Regions from separate parts of the Homo sapiens genome. Here region 1 is linked to region 2. Evidence: chromatin contacts called from ENCODE Hi-C or POLR2A ChIA-PET data. All regions are on one chromosome and are shown on one strand. Each heading gives the region's core, a stretch centred on a gene start or an enhancer-like site at or near the end of the contact. The rest is flanking DNA. Distances are from core to core; before and after follow the strand shown.

Evidence for each region. A loop is a pair of places that touch in the nucleus more often than their neighbours do. ChIA-PET counts read pairs that join two places held with the same protein, here RNA polymerase II (POLR2A). Pooled maps may share reads with other maps.
Region 1: a loop to region 2 is called in a pooled map, with 2.2 times the contacts of the local background. The contact joins two enhancer-like sites. A Hi-C loop is called at or near these places in 2 of 50 pooled maps. POLR2A ChIA-PET finds 5 or more read pairs at or near these places in 5 of 52 experiments (BJ, GM10248, HepG2 and 2 more).

What each region holds. Positions count from the first base shown.
Region 1 is chr14:102,805,472-102,809,208 of GRCh38, reverse strand. All of the region lies in intron 1 of TRAF3 (TNF receptor associated factor 3), which reads right to left. Among named protein-coding and RNA genes, the nearest start is that of TRAF3, 30 kb to the right of the region's middle. RefSeq lists an enhancer at 3,419-3,508. Within about 2 kb of position 1,593, at least 7 of the 41 ENCODE cell types and tissues checked have a DNase peak (open chromatin) inside an H3K27ac peak, as active enhancers do.
Region 2 is chr14:102,553,389-102,557,426 of GRCh38, reverse strand. LINC02323 (long intergenic non-protein coding RNA 2323) reads right to left here. Exons shown (of 3, transcript NR_146561.1): 3 at 1,601-2,717. Among named protein-coding and RNA genes, the nearest start is that of LINC02323, 10 kb to the right of the region's middle. RefSeq lists an enhancer at 581-1,081 and silencers at 1,763-2,182, 2,223-2,292. Within about 2 kb of position 1,711, at least 23 of the 41 ENCODE cell types and tissues checked have a DNase peak (open chromatin) inside an H3K27ac peak, as active enhancers do.

The DNA.
Region 1 (3,737 bases), core at 344-2,843, 250 kb before region 2:
TAAGACCATCCTGGCTAACACAGTGAAACCCAGTCTTTACTAAAAATACAAAAAATTAGCCGCGTGTAGTGGCACGCACCTGTAGTCCCAGCTACTTGGGAGGCTGAGGCAGGAGAATCTCTCGAACCTGGGAGGCAGAAGCTGCAGTAAGCAGGGATCGCGCCACTGCACTCCAGCCTGGGTGACAGAGCGAGACGCCATCTCAAAATAAATAAATAAATAAATATTAGCTGGGTGTGATGGCGCGCACCTGTAATCCCAGCTGCTCGGGAGGCTGAGGCAGGAGAATCACTTGAACCCAAGAGGTGGAGGCTGCAGTGAGCTGAGATCGTGCCACTGCACTGCAGCCTGGGCAACAGCGTAAGACTGTCTTAAAAAAAAAAAAAGTCAATCTATCACCATGCTCAAGACAATCAAATTAAAACTACAACTAAAATTTTTCTAGAAACAGCCATTGGTCATTCGACTCAGAGGACATATTTTCCCCAAATACTGAAAATGTGCCTTTAATATTTACATTATGTCCTGTAAAATGCGTCTATAGCTAGGGTCCACCTTCTAGACCAATTTGGAAGTTTTTCTGTTCCAACAAATCCTCTTAAATAACTTCTCAGACATTTCCTTCCCTTGGAGGCTGCCTTGGAAGCCCTCTAGCACCTGACTAGTATGGTTCTTCTTTTCTTTTTTTTTTTTTTTGAGATGGAGTCTCGCTCTGTTGCCCAGGCTGGAGTGCAGTGGCACAATCTCGGCTCACTTCAACCTCTGCCTCCTGGGTTCAAGCAATTCTCCTGCCTCAGCCTCCTGAGTAGCTAAGATTACAGGCATGTGCCACCACACCCGGCTAATTTTTGTATTTGTAGTAAAGGTGGGGTTTCACCATCTTGGCCAGGCTAGTCTCAAACTCCTGACCTCAGGTGATTCGCCTGTCTCAGCCTCCCAAAGTGCTGGGATTACAGGTGTGAGCCACCGCACCTGGCCTAGTGTGTTCTTCTTTCACATCCATCTCCATTGCGAAACTTAGGAATGCTCCAGTATCAGCCTGTGGCAAACCAGGGACGTGGCCAAAGTGACTCTCTGTGCCCTCCCCTCCCACTTCCTGTCCATCCAAAACAACCGCCAAATAAATGCACAGTTATAAACACCTGGACCATGCATTCCATCCATGCATTCCTTCACCTCTAACAAAATAAAATTTCATTTCTTTCAGACGTGTCTTAAGGACTAGTGGAGCATAGAGGTATGCTGCCTCAACTTCCTTCCAGTACTGATTTGCATGTTGGAGTAATTATGCCAAGGCCATGGTGCTAGTTTTCCATTTCCTTTTTCGTAAAAAGGCCAACTAACTCACCATGCTCTACTTCAAAAGCTTACTAACAACATCACTATGCGCCTACCTTTCTGTGTGCCATAAAAACAGGGTGGAACATTTGCCAGCTGTAGGGATAAGAGAGCTCCCCTGGAGCTGTGGTCGCTGCCCTCATGCCTCACCACTAATGGCTTAGTTCTTTTAATACTCTGAAAGGTGAGGAAAAAATAACTGACAGAAAAATCCCCTACACAAAAACCCCAACTCTGCGGGAAGGAGGGCAGGTCCCTGTGAATCATCCACCCATCCTCCAAGTGAAAGGCAGCACAGGTGAGTGAGTTATCATCTAAAGATGGCCAAAGCAAGAGGACTGCTTGAGGCCAGGAGACCAAGACCGGCCTGGGCAGCATAGCAAGACCCCATCTCCACAAGAAAATAAACATGGCTAGTAGAAAGGGACACAGCCCTGTGGGGATGGCTGAGGAGGAAACTGTAGGACACAGGCAACAGGACTCCAGGTGCAGGCATGGAGAGACTGAGGCCCCAGGCCCCTGGAGAAAGGAGGACAAGGCAGCAGGCAGGACAGGCAGTGTCCAGGGGGAACAATGATGGCCTCCTGGGCAGGCAGGCTCCTGGGGCTGAAGCTGGGGCAGCAGGGAGACGCAAGACCTTATCAGGAGGAATGCAGGGTGCACTGAATGCAGTCAGAGGCCGTAAAGGGTTTTCAGGGAAGGGCAGGAGGCCACCTATGTTTAGATCTCTCTGACAGCAGCATGGAGAAAGGCCTGGAGAAAACTGGGGTGAAGTGGATAGACAAGTTGGGGCCACCGGCATCAGCAGAAGGCTTGCCTGGGCTGGGGACCAGGGACGTGGGAAAACAGGGTGCAGAAGTGAGCACCAACGACAGATTGTGAGAGAAGAGGGACCAAGAAATGCTCCCCAGTCTTCTAGCATCTGGATGGGGGTAGGGAGGAATCAAGAGCTTCACTAGAGACAGGTTAGGTGTCATTCAAGCAATAACACCCAGTGGCCCCAGTCATGCCCCATTCACTCACTCTCAAGGTTTGTGGACAAAACGCCTCCTTGTCCTGCAGGTCCGGGACAATGAGCCCCTCTGAGACCAGCTGTATGAAGCACTCCACTCTTGACCTCCCCCCAGCCCTGCCAGGCCCCCTCTATTCTTCTGGAATCAGCACATGGACTTCCCTGTCTTCAAGGTCTGCCTTAGAACACAGGCCTCATGACTACAGGGAGCTGCCCATATCATTTCCTGCCATGCCCTGGTACACAGGAGGGTGCCCGGCACATACCAAGGACTCAATAGCTGTTAAATAAATATGCAGGTCCGAAGCTGAAGCTCAAGGGGCAGCTTGGACTAAAGACATAAGTTTGGGGAACTTGGGAACCACAGCTGGAAAATTATTTTATTTTTCTAATGGTATCTACTCAAAAATTCCCATTCTGCTAACCAAAGTTTTGATGTAAATTATGGCATGTTGGGAAGGGTTTATCCAGACTGGCTTGATGGACTTCTGGGCACTCTAGCCTCCAAGTGCCCTCTGCTGTTTAATGACTAAAGAGACTGAATTTCTGTAGAAAGTACCTCACCTTATGAAAACATAAAATCTTAACAGTCATACATTCACTAGAAATCAAGAAGAGTATGGTGAATGAACAATTTCCAAGCCACGGTTTCTCAACCTTGGCGCAACTAACATTTTGAACCCGAAAACTCTTTGCTGTAGGGATATGCTGAGCACTGCAGGGTGTTCACAGCATCCCTCGTTCTACTTACCAATGCCAGTGGCATCCCCCACCCCACTTCTGAAGGTTTCCAGACACTGCAAAATGCCCCCTAGGGTACGAAACTGCACCCCACCCCCACCCCACCAACTCCATCTCTGGATGAGAACCACTGTCCCAGACCCAGTGGTCTTTCCATGTAACTACAACCAAGGAAACAGGAATCAAATTTAGTTAAGTTTGAAATGTTCACTTAAAAACAACTAGTCCAAATGACATCCTCTAGTGAAACTAAAAGTAAAACAGGTATGTACTCACACAAACCATCCCAGTGAGGTTTTGAACCATGACATCAAAACATGCTGACATTTCCTTTGAAGAGTCTGGGTCTAAATTGGACAATCTTCGGAAGGACTGCCTCACGCTCTAGCTGAGGGAATGCATGACTAACCTCTTCATTTCAACAGGACACAGGAAAACGTAGCCAGGTAGAGCATTCTTTCCCTATGTAAAACTGCATGGAATCACCGAGCTGGCTGCAGGCAGGGGCTCCCTGGTGCCTCACTGCTCACCAGCAGGGAGGAGAACCCAACAGTAGTCTTGGGCAGCGATGACTCAGCCACAGCAGAAGCCACAGAGGGCTTGGAGTCCAGCGGTGAGTCTCTACGCAAGGGGGCTCCCAGCATCC
Region 2 (4,038 bases), core at 462-2,961:
TGATTGGCTGACTGATCCTTGGCAGGGCTGACACCGATGCCCCCCACGGCTGGGCAGGGGATGCTGGGACCAATAGAGGTCCCCATGGTGTCACAGGCAGCTCCTTAGACACTCCAAGCGAGTTCAGGTGCCAAGGTACCAAGGAAAAAGGAGACAGCAGGCCGAGAGACCAGAATCTGGGGGGCCTGAAGGCTACCAGGGAGAGGGGAGGCTTCAGGGCAGGAGGACGCCCACTGTCTGACAGGTTTTATCCACACCATGTCCCAGCTGCAGCGGACAAGGTCCTGTCTCCTGGCAAGAGAAAGCAGGCTCAGAGTGGCAGGCTTTACCTCAGGACACCGCAGGGAGGGCACTACACCTGGGGCCGGTCCTAGCACTCTCAGTGAACCCGTCAAGTCAACCAGTCTGTCCCCTGAGGGGTGGGCTGGACCAGCGGAGCCATCCAGACTCCCCACTCCTCTGCCTTTTTTGTTGTTGTTTTGGAGACAGTCTCGCTCTGTCACCCAGGCTAGAGTGCAATGGCATAATCTTGGCTCATTGCAACCTCCGCCTCCTGGGTTTGAGCAATTCTCCTGCCTCAGCCTCCCGAGTAGCTGGGATTACAGGTGCAAACCACCATGCCTGGCTAATTTTTGCATTTTTAGTAGAGATGGGGTTTTACCATGTTGGCCAGGCTGATCTTGAGCCCCTGACCTCAAGTGATCCACCTGCCTTGGCCTCCCAAAGTGCTGGGATTACAGGTGTGAGCCACCGTGCCCGGCCAAGCAATGTCCCTTCCACCTCACCCCATCCCCACTGGTCAGAACTGCAGGGAAACCCAGTCTCTGGCAGTGTGGTGGTTCTGACCAGTGGAGGTGGGGTGGTGAGGGGCGCCGGGGCCAGCAGCTGTTGAGAAGCCACTGACCCTATGCCTGCGACACGCCTGGTGGGCCCAGTCCTGGGTCCATGGGCTCTGGGGGGCAGAGATCAGGCCCAATCCTCCTTGGGCCCCACTGCACCCTAGAGCAGCTGATGGTGACTGAGACGAGGCCTTGGAGATCCTAGGCTGGGAGGGCCCAGGTTGGACCTGCCAGGTTCGCTGTCCTCAGCCAGGCCAGGTGTAGGGCTAACCACAGCACTGGCGGGATCATGGCCCTGCCCCACTGCCCAGCCCAAGCTGGGAGCAGGCAACCTGGGCCTGGACAGGTGCGGGTCACCCACCCTCACCCTCACCTCAGCCTCAGCCTCCTCCTCCAGATGCCAGATGCTGGAGGCGGAGGCGGCCCCTCACAACTCCTCAGGCCCCTCCGGGACGCTGTGGGTTTTTTTTTTTTTTTCTTTTTTTTGAGACGGAGTCTCCCTCTGTCGCCCAGGCTGGAGTGCAGTGGCACGATCTCGGCTCACTGACCTTAGCCTCCCGGGTCCAAGCAATTCTCCTATCTCAGCCTACCGAGTAGCTGGGATTACAGGCGCCGGCCACCACGTCCAGCTAATTTTTGTATTTTTAGTAGAGACGGGGTTTCACCAAATTGGTAAGGCTGGTCTCGAACTCCTGACCTCAGGTGATCCACCTGCCTCGGCCTCCCAAAGTGCTGGGATTACAGGCGTGAGCCACCGCGCCTTGCCCTGTGGGGTTTTTTATTTTGGCAGAGGGAGGAGATTTAAGGAAAGAACAACCCGGCTATAAGCCCGAGGGGCTGCTGTGACCCCGCCCCCGTTGTCCACATAAGGAAAATGAGGTCCCGGGAGAGCGGACCAGCACCAGGTCTTCCAGAGAAGCTTCCCTGGGGTCTCCGCGCTGGCGGGGTCTCTCCGCCGCCTCCCCCGCCGCCGGGTCTTTGTCTCGCGGTCACTACGGCTGCGCTTCCGCGCTCTCGCGGCCGCCGGCGGGGCTTTTCCCGGGGGAGCGAGGGCCAGGCCCGGCGTGGGTGGGCGCGGAGGCAGGGGCCGCGGCCTGGACGCCAATGTCAGCGCGAGGGTCGCCCCCGGGACCCGTAGGGCGGGACCGGCCTAGGCCTCCCGCAGGCTCTGCCGTCACCTTCAGGTCGGAGCACGGGGTCCCCTCCCGGCAAATGGGCGCGGAGGAAAGCGAAACGGCCTCGGCGCCGTCCTGCTGTTCCCCACGGGGCGGGGGCAGGACCCGGAAGCCTGGCGCCCCCCGCCCCCCGAGTCTGCGGCCCCACCGGCCCCCACCGGCCGATCGTCCTGGGGGGTCCGAGCCTTTCTGCTGCGGCCCCGCCGGGCACGTGGATGCGAGTCCACGCGGTTGGGGAGGTCGCTGGAAACGGGGCGCAGCAGGTGCTGGTTGCCTGGGAGCGACTGTCGGTGTTCTGAACACAACGTGGCGGCCCGGGTTGAGTCGATTCATTCATCTAACGCCCAGGAGCCAGTCCATGGCAAGCCTGGGCTGGCGCTGGCCTGGGCGCGACAAGACCCAAAGCGAGGTGGCCTCGCCCCAGCCAAGTGGCTGCCCCAGTGACTACCCGGTCCCGGATTTAAGCAGAGCTCAGCCGGGATCTGAAGATGTAGGAGGCCACCAGGAAGGGCACTGAGCGCTGAGGGAACGTCCTGGACAAAGGCCCAGAGGTTCGAAGTCTGCGGCCTTTCACCAGCTGAAAGAAAAGCTCATCGCAGGAGTGAGGGGCCAGAAGACAAGTCCCAGAGAGGGAAGGGGCTGGGACCTGTGCGCAAGTACTGCGCTTGGGCTGCGACCTGTGCAATCCCATAGGGTCCTGAGCCTAGAAGAGACCACACTTGGTTTTAATATGCTGCTGTTGCCATCTTGAAATTCTTAATAATTTTTTAACAAGAGTCCCTGTAGTTTCTTTCTCTCTCTTTCCTTCCTTCCTTTCTTCCTTTTTTTTTTTTTTTTTTTTTTTTTGTGAGACAGAGTTTCGCTCTTGTCCCCCAGGCTGGAGTGCAATGGCATGCTATGATCTCGGCTCAACTGCAACCTCCGACTCCTGGGTTCAAGTGATTCTCCTGCCTCAGCCTCCCAAGTAGCTGGGATTACAGGCATGTGCCACCACACCCGACTAAATTTGTATTTTTAGTAGAGACGGGGGTTTCTCCATATTGGTCAGGCTGGTCTCGAACTCCCGACCTCAGGTGATCCACCCATCTTGGCCTCCCAAAGTGCTGGGATTACAGGCATGAGCCACCGTGCCTGGCCCGTAGTTTCATTTTACAGTAGCCTGCCCTATAAGGAGCATGGCAGAGCCAAGGGAGAGTTTGTTATGTTTTTTTTTAAACACTGATAAAAATATACATAGCAAAATTTACCATTATAGTTTTTTTTTTCTTTTTTTTTTTGAGACAGTCTCGCTCTGTCGCCCAGGCTGGAACACAGTGGCATAAACTTGGTTTACTTTGCAACCTCTGCCTCCCAGTTTCAAGCAATTCTCGTGTTTCAGCCTCCCAAGTAGCTGAGATTACAGGCGTGCGCCACCACGCATGGCTAACTTTTGTATTTTTAGTAGAGACAGGGTTTCACCATGTTGGCCAGGCTGATATTGAACTCCTGACCTCAGGTGATCCACCCACCTTGGCCTCCCAAAGTGTTGGGATTACAGACAGGCATGAGCCACCACACCTGGCCAGCATTCCTTTTAAATAATATACCACATTCAATTAAAAAAAAAAATTAGCCAGGTGTGCCCGAGGTGGGAAGATCACTTGAGCCCAAGAGGTTTAGGCTGTAGTTACCTGTGATCTCTCCACTGTACTCCAGCCTGGGCGACAGAGTGGGACCCTGTATCAAAATTAAATAAACAAACAAAGATAACACATTAGTTTATTCCTTTACCAGTTGATGGATAATTGGGTTGTTTCTAGTTTGGGACAATTGTGCATAAAACAGCTGGCATTTAAAAAAATAAGGAAGACAGCCGGGTGTGGTGGCTCATGCCTGTAATCCCAACACTTTGGGAGGCCGAAGCGGGCAGATCACGAGGTCAGGAGTTCGAGACTAGCCTGACCAACATGGTGAAACCCTTTCTCTACTAAAAATAGAAAAACTAGCCGGGCATGGTGCTGTGTGCCTGTAATCCCAGCTACTCA